Linked DNA regions of Homo sapiens: region 1 is linked to region 2. A link is a loop called in an ENCODE intact Hi-C map of the cell type or tissue named here. Cell type or tissue: heart left ventricle. All regions are shown on one strand. Links, peaks and the distances in the headings refer to the core of each region. The heading gives the core; the rest is flanking DNA.

Evidence for each region. Hi-C counts contacts between places; a loop is a spot of excess contacts. Peaks named below come from ENCODE experiments on the same cell type or tissue, not always from the same donor. Only the 100,000 strongest peaks of a DNase experiment are listed, where the experiment ranks them.
Region 1: it touches region 2 in a loop (2.2-fold over the local background); 3 of 110 quality-filtered maps call a loop at or near these places.

What each region holds. Positions count from the first base shown.
Region 1 is chr11:78,230,969-78,239,310 of GRCh38, reverse strand. The region is part of intron 3 of GAB2 (GRB2 associated binding protein 2); the gene reads left to right. It also overlaps a transcript of USP35 not described here. Among named protein-coding and RNA genes, the nearest start is that of USP35, 46 kb to the right of the region's middle. In heart left ventricle, for the core only: no CTCF peak of the experiment used is centred there; no DNase peak of the experiment used is centred there; H3K27ac peaks cover 225 bases.
Region 2 is chr11:78,290,201-78,298,542 of GRCh38, reverse strand. All of the region lies in intron 1 of GAB2 (GRB2 associated binding protein 2), which reads left to right. LOC105369402 (a long non-coding RNA gene) reads right to left here and starts at 1,779. Exons shown (of 3, transcript XR_950343.4): 1 at 1,458-1,779. RefSeq lists an enhancer at 7,986-8,280. In heart left ventricle, for the core only: no CTCF peak of the experiment used is centred there; no DNase peak of the experiment used is centred there; H3K27ac peaks cover 1,106 bases.

The DNA of each region.
Region 1 (8,342 bases), core at 26-8,025, 59 kb after region 2:
AGGTGGAGGTTGCAGTGAACTTAGATCACGCCATTGTACTCCAGCCTGGGCAACAGAGCAAGACTCTATCTCAAAAAAATACATAAAATTAAATTAAATTAAAATTTAAAATGTAGTTGTTTATTCATTGTTCTGCCTGTCTTTGTGAGGGGGACAAGCAGTAGGGGTTTCTTCTTGGCCATTTTGCTAGCATTACTTCCTTTTTTTTTTTTCTTAATAGAAATGGGTGCAATGTGGTATCTCATTGTGCTTTTGATTTGTATTTCCCTAATGATTAGTGGTGTTGAGCAACTTTTCATGCGTGCGTTGGCCATTTGTATATCTTCTTTGGAGAAATATCTATTTCAAGTCTTTTGTCCATTTTTCAGTCAGGTTGTTTGATTTTTGTTGTTGTTGTTGAGCTGTTGGAGTTTACCTATATTAAACCCTTAGCAGATACATGACTTGCAAATGTTTCTCCCATAGATTGGTTTTTTACTCTGCTGATATGTTCTTTGAAACACAGATATTTTAATTCTGATGTTCAATTTCTGCATTTTTACTTTTGTTGCCTGTGCTTTTGGTGTCATATTCAGGAAATCACTGTCAAATCCAATGTTATGAAGCTTTTCTTCTATGTTTTCTTCTAAGAGGTTTATAGTTGTAGCTCTTACATTTAGGTCTTTGATCCATTTTGAGTTAGTTTTTTTATCTGTTTTAAGGTAAAGGTCCAAGAACTTTGTTCTTGTGGGTTGACTTAGTTTTCCAGTTCTATGTGTTGCTTTTTTTTTTTTAATCTAGTTTAGCAAACTTTCTACCAATATTTCTTCGACTTTTTTTTTTTTTTAAGAGACAGGGTCTCAGTCTGGCACCTAGGCTGGAGTACATAGCTCACTGCAGCCTCAAACTCCTGGGCTCAAGATCCTCCTGCCCTCAGCCTCCCAAGTAGCTGAGACTACAGGCATATGCCACCATACTTGATTAATTTTTTGTAGAGATATGGTCTCGCTATGTTGTCTCGAGCAATCCTCCCACATTAGCTTCCCAAAGTGCTGGAATGAGCCACCACACCTGGCCTCTTCAAATCTTTTTCTGCCACATTTTCTTTTTTTTTTTTTTTTTTTTGTTTCTTCCCTCAACTTTTATTTTAAGTTGCAGGGTGCATGTGAAGGATGTGCAGGTTTGTTACATAGGTAAACATGTGCCATGGTAGTTTACTGCACAGATCAACCCATCACCTAGATATTAAGCCCAACATGCATTAGCTATTCTTCTCGATGTTCTCCCTCCCTCTGCCCACCTAACAGGTCACAATGTGTATTATACACCCACCCCCAGGTGTCCATGTGTTCTCATTGTTCAGCTCCCACTTATAAGTGAGAACATGTAGTGCTTGGTTTTCTGTTCCTGCATTAGTTTGCTGAGGATAACAGCTTCCAGCTCCATCCATGTCCCTGCAAAGGACATGATCTCTTTCCTTTTTATGGCTGCATAGTATTCCATGGTATATAGGTACCACATTTTCTTGATCCAGTCTATCACTGATGGGCATTCCTTCTGAGACTTCAGTTACTTATACACTAGACCACTTGATACTGACCCAACAATCACTTACATTATCTTTTTTTTCCAATCCTTTTCTCTCTGCTCAGTTAAGATGATTTTTTAAACTGATTTTTCATTTCTACATTTCCCCACCCTTTTTTTTCCCCACAAGTTTTTAGGAAGAAATTGAAGTACAGTCAGTGGCATTTATATAACATTTCCTCATGCCCCCTTGTAATCCATCCTTCCCTTACCTCATTCCTAGAGAACCAGTAACAGCCTTTCTGCCACTACAGATTGATTTGCATTTTCCATAAATTTACATAGATGGAATCATATTGTAAGTACTAGTTTTCCTGACTTCTTTCATTCTGCATAATGCTTTTGGGATTCATCCATGTTTTTCCATGTGTCATTAGTTTGTTCCTTTTTATTCCTCAGTAGTACAGTGTATCTTTATATCACAATTCACTTTTCCATTCACATGATGATAAGCATTTAGATTGTTTCCAGTTTTGGCTGTTACACATTAAGACCCATTTGTACTTAAACAGTAATGAGCAAATCTTTGTAGAAACATTTGTTTTTATTTCTCTTGGACAAATACCTAGAAAACTATGCCCAGATGGTTTTACTGGTAAATTCTACCAAGCATTCAAAGATAACACCAATCTTACCCACAGTCTTTCAGAAAACATAGGAGGAGGGGATTCTTTCACAGCTCATTTTATGAGACCAGCATAACCCTACTATCAAAATCTGGCAAAGATGACAGGAAATAAAATTACAGAGAATATCCCCCATGAATAATAAACAGAAATCCTCTTTAAAAACAAAGGATTAGCAGTCGAATCCAACTAAATACGTATGTGTGTATATCTATATGTGTCTGTTTGGGACAATATATATATTTTAGGGAATATGCATGTGTGTATACATTAGGGGTAAGACATCATGACAAAGTAGTGTTTATCCCAGGAGTGTAAGGTTGGTTTGACTTCAAAAAAAAAACAATCAAAGTAATTCATTACATTAAGAGAATGAAGGAGAAAAATAATATAATCATAACCTCAATAGATGCAGAGGAAGCATTTGACAACTCAGTACTTCATTGAAAAAAAAGTATTTCTTAGCAAACTATGAATTGAGGAGAACTTCTTTAAACTGATAAAGGACTTCTAAGGAACCCTATAGCTAAGATCATACCTAATGGAGAAATATTGAACATAATGCCCTAAGATTGAAAACAAGGAGAAAGTACCTGTTCTTACCACTTCTATTTAACATTGTACTGGAGATTCTCATCAGTTCCATGGAGGAAGAAAAATAAATAAGAGTCCTGGTGTGGTGGTTCATGCCTGTAATCCCAGCACTTTAGGATGCTGAGGCAGGTGGATACCTGGAGCTCAAGAGTTCGAGACCAGCCTGAGCAACATGGCGAAACCCTGTGTATTTTAACAACAAAAAAATTTTTAAGTGAGTTTAGCAAGGTCACAAGATAAAAAGGTTTTTATGCAAAAAATAAGTTTTACAGTATGCAGTGAACAATTGGAAAATGAAAAAATTTTAATTATATATCGAATGGTACCAGAAAACGTGGAATACTTGGGAATAAATTTAACAACAAACATGCAACACCTCTTCACTGAAAACTATCAAATGTTGCTGGTAGAAATTAAAGACCTAAATATGGAGAGTGATGTACAGTAGTTATGAACTAGAAGACCTATTATTATTTAGATGGCAGTTTTTCTCAAATTGTTCTGTAGATTCAACACAATCCAAATAAAAATCCCAGTCTCGGGTATGTCTTTATCAGCAGCATGAAAATGGACTAATACAGTTAATTGGTACCAGTAGAGTGGGGCGTTGCTGAAAAGATACCAAAAATGTGGAAGCGACTTTGGAACTGGGTAACAGGCAGAGGTTGGAACAGTTTGGAGGGCTCAGAAGAAGACAGGAAAATGTGGGAAAGTCTGGAACTTCCTAGAGACTTGTGGAATGGCTGTGACCAAAAGCCTGATAGCGATATGGACAATAAGGTCCAGGCTAAGGTGGTCTCAGATGGAGATGAGGAACTTGTTGGCAACTGGAGCAAAGGTGACTCTTGTTGTTTTAGCAGAGACTGGTGGCATTTTGCCCCTGCCCTAGAGATTTGTGGAACTTTGAACTTGAGAGAGATGATTTAGGGTATCTGGCGGAAGAAATTTCTAAGCAGCAAAGCATTCAAGAGGTGACTTGGGTATCGTTAAAGGCATTCAATTTTATAAGGGAAAGCAGAGCATAAATGTTCGGAAAATTTGCCACCTGACGATGTGATAGAAAAGAAACACCCAGCCGGGCGCAGTGGCTCAAGCCTGTAATCCAAGCACTTTGGGAGGCTGAGGTGGGCGGATCTCAAGGTCAGGAGATCGAGACCATCCTGGCTAACACGGTGAAACCCCATCTCTACTCAAAATACAAAAAATTAGCCCGGCATGGTGACGGGCGCCTTTAGTCCCAGCTACTCGGGAGACTGAGGCAGGAGAATGGCGTGAACCCGGGAGGCGGAGCTTGCAGTGAGCCGAGATCGTGCCACTGCACTCCAGCCTGGGCGACAGAGTGAGACTCTGTCTCAAAAAGAAAAGAAAAACCCATTTTCTGGGGAGAAAATCAAACCGGCTGTAGAAATTTGCATAAGTAGCAAGGAGCCTAATGTTAATCTCCAAGACCATGGGGAAAATGTCTCCAGGCCACATCAGAGACCTTCATGGCAGCCCCTCCCGGTGGCCCGGGAGGAGAAAGTCTGTCGCTCTGTCTCCCGGGCTGGAATGCAGTGGCATGATCTCAGCTCATTGCAACCTTCGCCTCCTGGGTTCAAGCAATTCTCCTGCCTCAGCCTCCTGAGTAGCTGGGATTACAGGCGCGTGCCACCATGCTTGGCTAATTTTTGTATTTTTAGTAGAGGTGGGGTTTCACCATGTTGGCCAAGCAACCAAAGAAATTTTTAAAAGAACAACAATAAAGTCAGGATTTATATTACTTGATTTCAAGAATTCCTGTCAAACTATGGTAATCAAGATAATGTTGTATTGGTGAAAGGACAAAAACCTGTAGATCACTAGAAGAATTAGCAAGTCCAGGAGAGAAATATATATAAATACATATATGTATATAAATATTTTAAATGCATATATAAATAAAAATAGTTTAAATATATAAATATATATAATTATTAAAAGTATATAAATATATAGATGCCAATGGAGAAAGGAAAAACCTGTTCTGCAAATGATGCTGAAACAGCTTGACATTCATATAGGAATAATAAAAAAAGAACAGCAACCCTTCATATCACACCACTCACCCAAAAATTAAAATGTATCAGAGACATAAATGTAAAATCTAATACTACGAAACTTCTAGGCTGGGCGCAGTAGTTCACGCCTGTAATCCCAGCACTTTGGAAGACTAAGAAGGGCAGATTGCTTGAGCTCAGGAGTTGAAAACCAGCCTGGATAACATGGCAAAACCCAGTCTCTACAGAAAATACAAAAAGTAGCCAGGCACGGTCACATGTGCTTGCATTCCCAGCTACTCAGCAGGCTGTGGTGGGAGGATCACTTGAGCCTGGGGGAGGTCAAGACTGCAGTGAGCCAAGATCATTCCATTGCACTCCAGCCTGGGCGACAGAATAAGACCCTGTATTTAAATAAAAAGAAAAGAAAAGAAACTTCTAGAAGAAAACATCTCCATGATCTTGAGGTAAGCAAAGATTTTTATATAGGACAGAAAAAGCAAGAATCATAAAAGAGAAAAAACTGTAGTTTTTGGTGAAGTAGTCTTTATCAAAATTAAAACTAGTTCTTCAAGAGGCCTCTTTAAGAAAAGAAAATGGGCTGGGCGTGGTGGCCCACGCCTGTAATCTCAGCACTTTGGGAGGCAGCAGGCAGATAACTTGAGGCCAGGAGTTCGAGACCAGCCTGGCCAATATGGTGAAGCCCCATGCTAAACCTCTGCTAAAAATACAAAAATTAGACAGGCGTGGATGTGCTCATCTATAGTGCCAGCTACTGGCGAGGCTGAGGCTGGAGAATCGCTTGAACCCAGGAGGTGGAGGTTGCAGTGAGCCAAGATGGCACCACTGCACTCTAGCTTGGGCGACAGAGTGAGCAAGACTCCATCTCAAAAAAAAAGACAAATCACAAAATGCGAGAAAATATTCAACGCGCATATCTAACAAAGGATTTGTTTGTGGTCCATATAAAGAACTTCTACAACTCAGTAAGAAGAGAGCAATCCAATATTTTTTTAATGGGCAAAAAATGTGAATAGATTCTTCAACAAAAAAAGATATAGGAATGTCCAGTAACCACATGAATAGATGATCAGTGATCTGGGAAATGCAAATTAAAATCTCAGTGAGATTCTGCTTTACCTCTGCTGGAAGGGCTAAAATAAAAATGGCTAACAGGCCAGACGCAGTGGCTCATGCCTATAATCCCAGCACTTTGGGAGACCAAGACAGGCGGATTGCTTCAGCTCACAAGTTTGAGACCAGCCCGGGCAACATGGCGACACCCCATCTCTACCAAAAACAATTAGCCAGGCATGGTGGCACATGCCTGTAGCCCCAGCTACTCAGAAGACTGAGGTGGGAGGATGGCTTGAGCCCAGGAGGCGGAGGTTGCAGTGAGCTGAGATCACGTCACTGCATTCCAGCCTGGGCAATAGAGCCAGACCTTGTCACCAAAAAAAAAAAAAAAACTTAACAGTGCCAGGTATTGGTAAGTATATGAATAGACTTTAATCCTGTGTTTCCTCTAACATTCACATTATATACTAGGTGCTCTGGAAGAAAGAAATGATGCTTTAAAGTTTACAAAGCACTTTTACATTAGGTACCTCATATGATCTCCAAAGTAATCCTGTAAGATTATTTTTGAGTAGGGGGTATAAAGTGAATCAGCCCATTCATCCTGCCTCGCATAGACTAGACATAACTGTGTCTGATTGGATTACTGAGGCTACTAATACCAGCCTTCTATCTATCTCTTTTTTCATTTATGTGGGAACCTGATTGTAAAGATACAGTAAATTAAGCACCTTAGAAATAAAACTGTGAATTATGTATTTATCATCACTTTTACTGCAATAATAGCCACTAGTCTTCCTTCAAGTACTAGATAATATGTATTCTTGCTAAAATAACTTCATTTCTCAAAATGCAGGTCTTCCACTGAGCTAAAATAAGTAACTATTCAGAATAATATCTATTGCCAACGGAAAGAGTTTTGAACTGGCAGAGTCAAGACAAATAGAGTTCTTTTTCTCTTTGAAGACAAGTTGGTTTCACTGGACTTATTTTTGTCCTCCAGCCTTTGGGGCCTCATTCCAGATTCTAGCCAGTGTCTGTCTTCTTATTTCAAGAAGGCTGTTAAACCTGTAACAGATGATACATTGATGTGAGTCACATGCCCTGAAAAGCCATAATTCTGGTGAGGGTTACTAGGAGTGAAATTTCATTGGTGAGATTCCAGAATCACTGACCCTGCAGCAGTAGTCTATAGAAAGATGGTGGGTAAATGGTAAAATTAGAAATGTCAGTGGAGAGCTTACCCATCATTAATCTTTTCTAAGTCTTCCCTGACTCATTCACCAGAGGCTTTGATTGACTGACCAAAGGCAAAATATACAACTTTTAGTTTCACATATACAGCTTTGCTCTGTAACCAGAGTCCTGCCAAAATTGGCTCAGAACTGCAGCCAGAAGGGTTTGAGATACAAAGATTGCCTCATCTCATAAAGATTTGTGACACAGAGTTTTCTTCTTTCACAGGAAGGATCCATTTGGAATGGGTCAAATGCAAGAGGATAGTTCAAATGACCTCTTAAACATGGCCAGTGACAGTTACAGAACTCTAAATGGTGTTTAATCTACTTACAAGCATTTTATATTAAGTCACCCTTAAATGGGAACATACTCATTGAAAATCAAAGTGAGTCCTTCATCATTAGGGTTCTTGGAGTCCAGTGGGATAGAAAAAAGCAAAATCATCATATAGTATGGTATATAAAATTATATGAAAATGTGTGGAAGAACAAGTACAAAATGAAGTGGCTAGAAAAACTAGAAAACCATTTTTAAAAGCCAAGGGAAGGCCGGGCACAGTGGCTCACGCCTGTAATCCCAGCACTTTGGGAGGCTGAGGCGGGCAGACCACGAGGTCAGGAGTTCGAGACCAGCATGGCCGATATGATGAAACCCCGTCTCTACTAAATATACAAAAATTAGCCAGGTGCAGTGGTACGCTCCTGTAATCACAGCTACTCAGGGTGCTGAGGCAGGAGAATCGCTTTGAACCCAGGAGGCGGAGGTTGCAGTGAGCCAAGATTGCATCACTGCACTCCAGCCTGGGAGACAGAATGAGACTCCGACACACACACACACACACACACACACACACACACCACACACGCGCGCGCGCGCACCAAGGGAGAGACTGTATGGTGGCAATAGCCTCTATAGCCTCTGGAAGAGCCATTGGCCAGGAATGGAAAGGGAAGGCACTTGGCACTGCTGGCTTGAGGGAATATCTTCTCTCAAACTTCTTTTTGATTCTGGGGAGCTCCCATACGTGCTTGTGTTTGAGTATCTTCCTGCTCCAACTCTGCCATTTACTGTTTTCCTCATCTGATAATGTGAAAGTAAGAGGTGTGTCTCAGAACTATTAGGAGGATTTAAAATGAGATCACATGTGATATGTATGGCATAGTATCTTGCCTATTTTATAAGGCTTCTGTAAGCCCAGCCCTGGAAGAGAAGCCTCTCTCCAAAT
Region 2 (8,342 bases), core at 147-8,146:
CCTCACAGAATTCAATCAGTGTAATTACTGATACAGGGCTTTTTGGTTTCCCAGATGTGACCCTGTCTCTCTCATACACATCAAATTCATCTTGTCCCTTTGTCTTTCATGTGGTAGAGGCAGAGAATGGATAGAATGCACCATAATAGACTTGTCAGAGAGATGTGACTGTGATTCTCTTCTCCATCATAATGAGTCATAATACAGCCCACCCACTTGCTCAAGCTGGAAATCTTGAAGTCTTTATTCTTCCTTCTCCGGTATCTCCCATATTCTGTCCATTATCAAGGTTAGTCATTTCAGCCTCTGAAATATATCTTGGTTGCATATGCCCTCTTCAATGTATATACCTTTTGCCACTGCCCTGGTCCATATCACCATTATTTCTTGAGCAGTAGTCTATCTGGGCTTCCTACTCATGCTCTTGCCCTACTTCAATGCAATTATTATAGGCCAGAATGATCTTTTAGAATTTTAAATATGGAAAAATTTAAAACCATTCACAGCTCTCATGTTCTGTTTACTTAAAAATATAGAATTATGTGGATTAAAATGTGAAAGTTCCCTGTATCTTTTCTCTTATATGCCCATTCCCCTCAACAAGGAGCCATTGGTAGCAATTTGAAATGCTTTTCTAAGCATTTGTAAAATGTGTGTATGTGTGTATGCTATATATACACTTTATGTGGTTGTATGTATGTTTGTGTACATAAACATGGTATATTTAATATAAATAATATGTGAATAATATAAATAGTATAATACATGGTTCTCAAGCTCATTTGCCAATATATTGATTTATTAATCATGCCCCTATTGAGGGATTTTATTTAAGATAAAATCTAAACTTCAATCTACCCCTGCCTTTTGCTTGTTCTACTTTCCCCTTTGTTTACTGTGTTCCAGCCATGACCTCCTGTCAGGTTCTCCCATAACCCAAGCTCGCTTCCTCTTCAGGGCCTTTACCTATGCTGTTCTCCCTGCCTGAGCTACTCCCCTGGGTGCACGACAGTAGTTCCCATATGATGGACTGCTGTGTCCTGGGTCCTTCAAAACACACACACTCCCTCACACCCAGTATTGCTTATGAACTGAATAAGTGTTTTCCATGAATTTGTACTTTTTTCCCCAAAAAATATGGATATTCTGATTAAAGGAATCATGAATTCATTGTAGTTTTTTCTTCATTAACAAATACTTAAAAATATGTTATTTTCTGGAGGAATTCTCAGATTTTTTAATTTTATAATATTTTAAAATATATTATTATAATATTTGACTTACCTTCAATAATTTTCTCTCCACAGTTTTCTCATCCTCCCGACATAAACGTCACCAAACTTACCTTTATCATTTGAGTACACCAAACTTTTTCATATACAGTGAATCCTCATATTCACACATTCTAGATTCTGTACTCACTGAAATTTACTTGTAACCCCAAAATCAATACTCACCATGTATGGACTGAATGTTTGTGTCCCTCCAAAACGTGTATGTTGAAATCTTATCCCTGATGTGTTGGTATTAGGAGGTGGGGCCTTTGGGAGGTGATTAGGTGGGCTGTGAGGGCAGAGCCCTCGTGAAGGGGATTTTTGCCCTTACAAAAGCAGCTTGAGGGCTTCCGTTGTCCCCTCCACCATCTGTTAGAAACAGGGCCCTCACCAGGCACCAAATCTGCTGGTGCCTTGATCCTGGACTTTCCAGCCTCCAGCACTGTGGACTGTAAATTTCATGTTTATAAATAACAGTCTGAGGTATTTTGTTTTACCAGCCTGAACAGACCAAACAGCATGCTTTGGCTGTTAATCTCAGACATTCACATGGACAGGGCAGTGAAAACATCTGAGTCTCCTGACGTGCACATTCCCAGCTGAGGTGGCACAAGGCAGTGTTTTGTGTACTTATTTCACCTCTCATCCTGTAAACAAGTGTCTTCTTTGTCATATATCGGGTACCATGTTTTTTGCATTTTTGTGCTTTTTGTTGGTGATTTCACTGTTTAAAAAGATCCCCAAGCATAGTGCTGAAGTTCTGTCTAGTGTTTCTAAACACAAGAAGGCTGTAATGTGCCTTACTGAGAAAATACATGTATTAGATAAGCTTTGTTCAGGCAGAGTTGAAGTGCTGTTAGCCATGAGTTCAGTCTTACTGAATCAACAAATATTAAATAAGGTGTCTTTAAACAGAAACACATATAAAACGAGGTTATGTATTGACCGATTGATAAAAATGTGACCAGAGGCTAAGAGGAACCTAATCTGGTATTTTTCCCCTAGAGCAGGGGTCCCCAGCCCCCTGGGCCGAGGACCCTTACCAGTCTGGCCTGTTAGGAACTGGGCCTCACAGCAGGAGGTGAGCAGCTGGTGAGTGAGCATTACTGTCTAAGCTCCACCTCCCATCAGATCAGCGGTGACATCAGATTCTCATAGAAGAGTAAACTCTATTGTGAACTGCACATGCAAGGGACCTAGGTTGCATACTCCTTATTAGAATCTAATGCCTGATGATCTGAAGTGGAACAGTTTCATCCCAAAACCGTCCCTACCCCTTTCCATGGAAAAATTATCTTCCACAAAACCAGCCGTTGGTGCCAAAAAGGTTGGGGATCGCTGCCCCAGAGGAATGATTCAATATTAACTAATACAGTGTTTGTGCTGACTTTACAGACCATAACTACCAGAAATAACAAGAGTCACCTATACTCATCTTACTCTCTTTTCCTGAAAGTTCTCCCTCCAGCAGTTTTTCTTCACCCAGCAAAACTCTTCACATCCTTCAATACCCAATCCAAGTGCCACCTGTCCTGTAAAACTTCTGTGACTCCTCGAGGCAAGCAGAGTAGTCCTCTCCGTCAAGCATCCACTGTTCATGTGGGTGCTGAGAACACCTACATGAACTGTGCTGAGAACCTCTGTTCATACCATTATAAGAGCACTGACCATGTACTGAGTTACCTATGTACTGTACTTGTCTGCCCTTTCCATAAGTCATGAGATCCTGAAGGACCTGGCATTACTGGATTTCATAAATGTTGATTGAATGATTGGAATGAGGAAGGGAGAGTTTGTGTAGGTGTGAGTAAGTGCTAATGGAAAAGACATTGAAAGTGAAGGAAAAAGAAAGTGGATTGAATAATGAATATGATCAGGGCTCTTGTAAAGGACCCCTGAGTTACTCCGGTGGTAGCAAACTGGTTCGGACATATGGTTACAGCCTGTATTGATCAGTGACCTAAGTTACCTTAAATGAGGAAAGAGTTTATTGACCCGGAAAGTCTAAGGGGAAAATCTAAATCTGGCCTCAGCCTCAGGTTAAGACTCACATTTCGCCATTCTAACTGGTGTGAGATGGTATCTCATGGTGGTTTTGATTTGCATTTCTCTGATGGCCAGTGATGATGAGCATTTTTTCATGTGTCTTTTGGCTGCATAAATGTCTTCTTTTGAGAAATGTCTGTTCATATTCTTCGTCAACTTTTTGATGGGGTTGTTTTTTTCTTGTAAATTTGTTTGAGTTCATTGTAGATTCTGGATATCAGCCCTTTGTCAGATGAGTAGATTGCAAAAATTTTCTCCCATTCTGTAGGTTGCCTGTTCACTCTGATGGTAGTCTCTTTTGCTGTACAGAAGCTCTTTAGTTTAATTAGATCCCATTTGTCAATTTTGGCTTTTGTTGCCATTGCTTTTGGTGTTTTAGACATGAAGTCCTTGCCCATGCCTATGTCCTGAATGGTATTGCCTAGGTTTTCTTCTGGGGTTTTTATGGTTTTAGGTCTAACATTTAAGTCTTTAATCCATCTTGAATTAATTTTTGTATAAGGTGTAAGGAAGGGATCCAGTTTCAGCTTTCTACATATGGCTAGCCAGTTTCCCCAGCACCATTTATTAAATAGGGAATCGTTTCCCCATTTCTTGTTTTTGTCAGGTTTGTCAAATGGCGATCATTAAAAAATCAGGAAACAACAGGTGCTGGAGAGGATGTGGAGAAATGGGAACACTTTTACACTGTTGGTGGGACTGTAAACTAGTTCAGCCATTGTAGAAGTCAGCGTGGCGATTCCTCAGGGATCTTGAACTAGAAATGCCATTTGACCCAGCAATCCCATTACTGGGTATATACCCAAAGGATTATAAATCATGCTACTATAAAGACACATGCACCTGTATGTTTATTGCAGCACTATTCACAATAGTAAAGACTTGGAACCAACCCAAATGTCCAACAACGATAGACTGGATTAAGAAAATGTGGCACATATACACCATGGAATACTATGCAGCCATAAAAAATGAGTTCATGTCCTTTGTAGGGACATGGATGAAGCTGGAAACCATCATTCTCAGCAAACTATCGCAAGGACAAAAAACCAAACACCGCATGTTCTCACTCATAGATGGGAATTGAACAATGAGAACACATGGACACAAAAAGGGGAACATCACACACCAGGGCCTGTTGTGGGGTGGAGGGAGCGGGGAGGGGATAGCATTAGGAGAGATACCTAATGCTAAATGAGGAGTTACTGGGTGCAGCACACCAACATGGCACATGTATACATATGTAACTAACCTGCACGTTGTGCACATGTACCCTAAAACTTAAAGTATAATAAAAATAAAAATAAAAAAAGACTCATATTTCATCAATATCCATCTTTTAACCTGCTTGCATGCTCTCGCTCTCCCTCACTCTCACACGTACTCTTTTTCTCTTGCTCTCTCTCGGTTGGCTGTTCTTAGGCGACAAATAGTGGTTCCTGCAACTTCAGGGAAATATTGTGACAACCCTTTGTCCAGTGACACAGCCAGTTTGAGTAACACAAAACAAAGGTCCTGGAGTTGAATCTTAATGACTCTGAGCTGGCTTGGAACATAACGCTTGTCGCTAAACTGATCACAGTGGCATGTAGGATGAAATGGTGCAAATTGGCTTAATCTAGATTACCATGATCTACTCCTTGAAGCCTATAGTTGGAGTCAGCTTTATATAAAGGATTCTAGGTGATCTTTTGTGTTTATGGTGTCTGTGTACCATCTTACCTGGAATAGAGATTGTGTTAAATTAACAGATCATCTGACTGAGAGGTTTTTTTCCCCCAAAACAGAAGCAAATAAACATTATTTTGTTCCTTTGGTATAACTTTCATTGAACAGTTATATAGTGCTTTGGAAGTATCAAGTCCTGTGCTAAATAAATGCTGGAGATACAAAAGCCCCTGACCTCAGAATGTCATAGTCTTGGGGTAAGAAAAAATTCATTCTGTGCCCGAGGAGCAAATAAGTTCCTTTAGAGTCCGAGGGAAACTGTACTTATCTGCCCTTTCTCAGATGAATGAGTCCAGAACAAATACAGTTAACTATGCTGCTCTCTTCTAGGGGATCTGCATTTGAGGAGTGGAAATAACTTTGGACTAGGAGCTGAGGCCTAGATTCTAGTTGCATTATTGCCATCTGCCATCACCAATTAACTATAAACTTGAATTCATAAACTCTGTGGCCAGTGTTTCTCAAAGTGTAGTGAGCAATTCATCTGCAGTAGCTTCACCTCAAGTTCTTTGTGGGTCTGGACCCACAGAATAAGAAGATCTTGGGCTGTGGTCTCTGTAAGTTGTTTAATCTCTATGAACTTCTTTTTCCTCACCTGTTAAGAGGATCCTATTTACCTTGCAGCATTTGTTAAAGGATTAAATGTGATAATGAGTAGAAAGCACATGGCAGGTAGCAAGAGCTCAGCAAATACACTTTTAAAAATTTCCTCAGAGAGTATAAAGTCTCTATGGTCCAGAGTAGTCGAAGGATTGCTAGAGGAAGGATAGCAAAAAGCCTTTCCTCGCTCAGGAAGTGTGCCTTCAAAAATGTGTAACTGTTACATGACTCCCACTGTACTCTTGTAATGTTTGCTGTTAACTATTATGGGACACGAGACTGGCATAGTAGCTTCGTGTTGAAATATATTAGGATAGACTTGTACATCATATGTTCAGAAGTGAGATCAGATTCCCCTGTGTCTTTGTGTTTGTTTGAGCTAGAACTCAACCACATCACCACCTGAGAGTTGACAGTTGAAAATATTTCTAAACCTCCAGAATCTTCTATCTTCTGCCCTGACTTTGGTATACCAAAGATAACAGAACTCTTCTTTGATGACTAAGGACTTCTCAAGGTCTCAAATCATCTTTTCTGATACCAAATCTCACGTGCCTTGTGGCTAAGGTTGTAGAAGGGGCAAGACATTACTTGGAAGAGGCTTTTGCGAAACTCCTGGAATAGGCGTGTCCTTTTAACTTCCCGCTTTCTGAAGAGGGTAAAACCAAAAACTGCCAGTAAACCTAGAGAATCCTATGAAGTGAGGTTTATGGTTAATCTGAATCTAACTGAGGTTACTGGGTGATACCTATAATTTAAACCTGTTAGGCGGGTATATGAAGAACATAACAGTTGTATCTTCAAAAAGCTCTTTGCCTTATTTTTTAAAAATTCACCAATAACAAAGACTGACTCTCTCTCTCTCACACACACACACACACACACACACACCCCTACACACCTCTTAGTGAAGCTCCCAGGTGGAGATGTGGTTATTCAGAAGAACACATCCCTCTGTTCTAAGAATCTGAGTAATCTGATTAAATGAGGTGTTACCATATCATGTTTTCTTAGTTAAAAAATACATAAGGGGCTGGGTACAGTGGCTCATCTGTAATTCCAGCACTTTGGGATGCTGAGGTGGGAGAATTACTTGAGCCTATGAATTTGACATTAGCCTAGCCAGCATAGTGAGACTCCATCTCTAAAAAAAAAAATTAACTGGGTATGATGGCGCATCCTGTGATCACAGCTAAATGGGAGGCTGAGGTAGGAGGATCGCTTGAGCCTAGGAGGTCGGGGCTACAGTGAGCCATGTTTGCGCCACTGCACTCCCGTCTGGGCAACAGAGGGAGACCCTGTCGCAAAAAAAAAAAAAAAAAAAAAAAAAAAAGAAAAAGAAAAAAGTAAGTCTCTCAAGATAGGGGAGAATAGACCTTAGGTAGTCTCTTGTCCATCTATTGATCTACTCTTTTTTTTTTTTGAGACAGAGACAGAGTCTTGCTCTGTTGCCCAGGCTGGAGTGCAGTGGTGCGATCTCCGCTCACCGTAAGCTCTGCCTCCCAGGTTCAAGCCATTCTTCTGCCTCAGCCTCCCGAGTAGCTGGGACTACAGGTGCTCGCCACCACGCCTGGCTAATTTTTTTTTTTTTTTTTTTTTTGTCGTTTTAGTAGAGACGGTTTCACCGTATTAGCCAGGATGGTCTCAATCTCCTGACCTCGTGATCTGCCTGCCTCGGCCTCTCAAAATGCTGGGATTACAGACGTGAGCCACCACGCCCAGCCTTGATCTACTCTTTGAGCCCTTCTTCTGTCACACTCCCCAACCTTCCCACCCTTTGTTTAGGCCAGGAGTCAACAAACAAATCCTGCCACCACTTCTTTTTCTAAGCAGTTTTATTGGAACACAGCCATGCCTGTTTGCTTATGAATTGTGTATGGTTGCTGTCATGCCACTATAGAACTGAGTAGTTATGACAGAGAAAATATGACCTGTAAAACCCAAAATATTTGCTAACATCCTTAACAAAGTTTGCTGATCCCTCACCTTGCCTCTTTCTTCAAAATCTCCAGTGTTGAGTATTCTCCAGTTTCCAAGAGACCTGCTTTGGACCACTCATTTAGAAAGTTCTTACGTTCTAAAAAAAATAAAATTTGGTTTTCCGTAGACTGCTCCTGCTGGTACTTGTTCAACTTGAGTATGTTGAGTAACTAAAAATAAATCAAATCGCTCTTCCACATATTGGCGGCCCTTTATATCTTAGAACAACACTATGATCATGACTCCAGGCAGAATCTTGCAGAATCCTGGTGTGATAAACTTTCACGGGCCTTCATTGTCACCAGAAGGGAGCATAACACTCTTGCACAGCTAAATTGTGGCCCACCTAGGTTTTCTGGGCGCCAAGAGCAATAAGAGGAAGTTATAGCCTCATTCTACATGCTTGAAGACCTTGAGATCTAACCCAAAGGATAGAGACAGGTTCATGTGACATGTACTGTCTGTTCAACAGCTAGGAGTGATGCAACTTCCAGGTCATATGTACCCACACTTTGTGGTCTTGATGGTTGTGAAATGGTTTGTTTTCTGACAGAAGGAAAACAGTCACTTCTATTTCATCAGAGATGGGAGTGGCATACCCTTGATCCTAGACACAAATTCTTTTTTCCAACTTTCTTGACAGTAGACCCTATCCATATACTTCTTTAAGCCCCACTGTTAAGTAAAGTGACTTTCATTGTCTTTTGTCTCCGT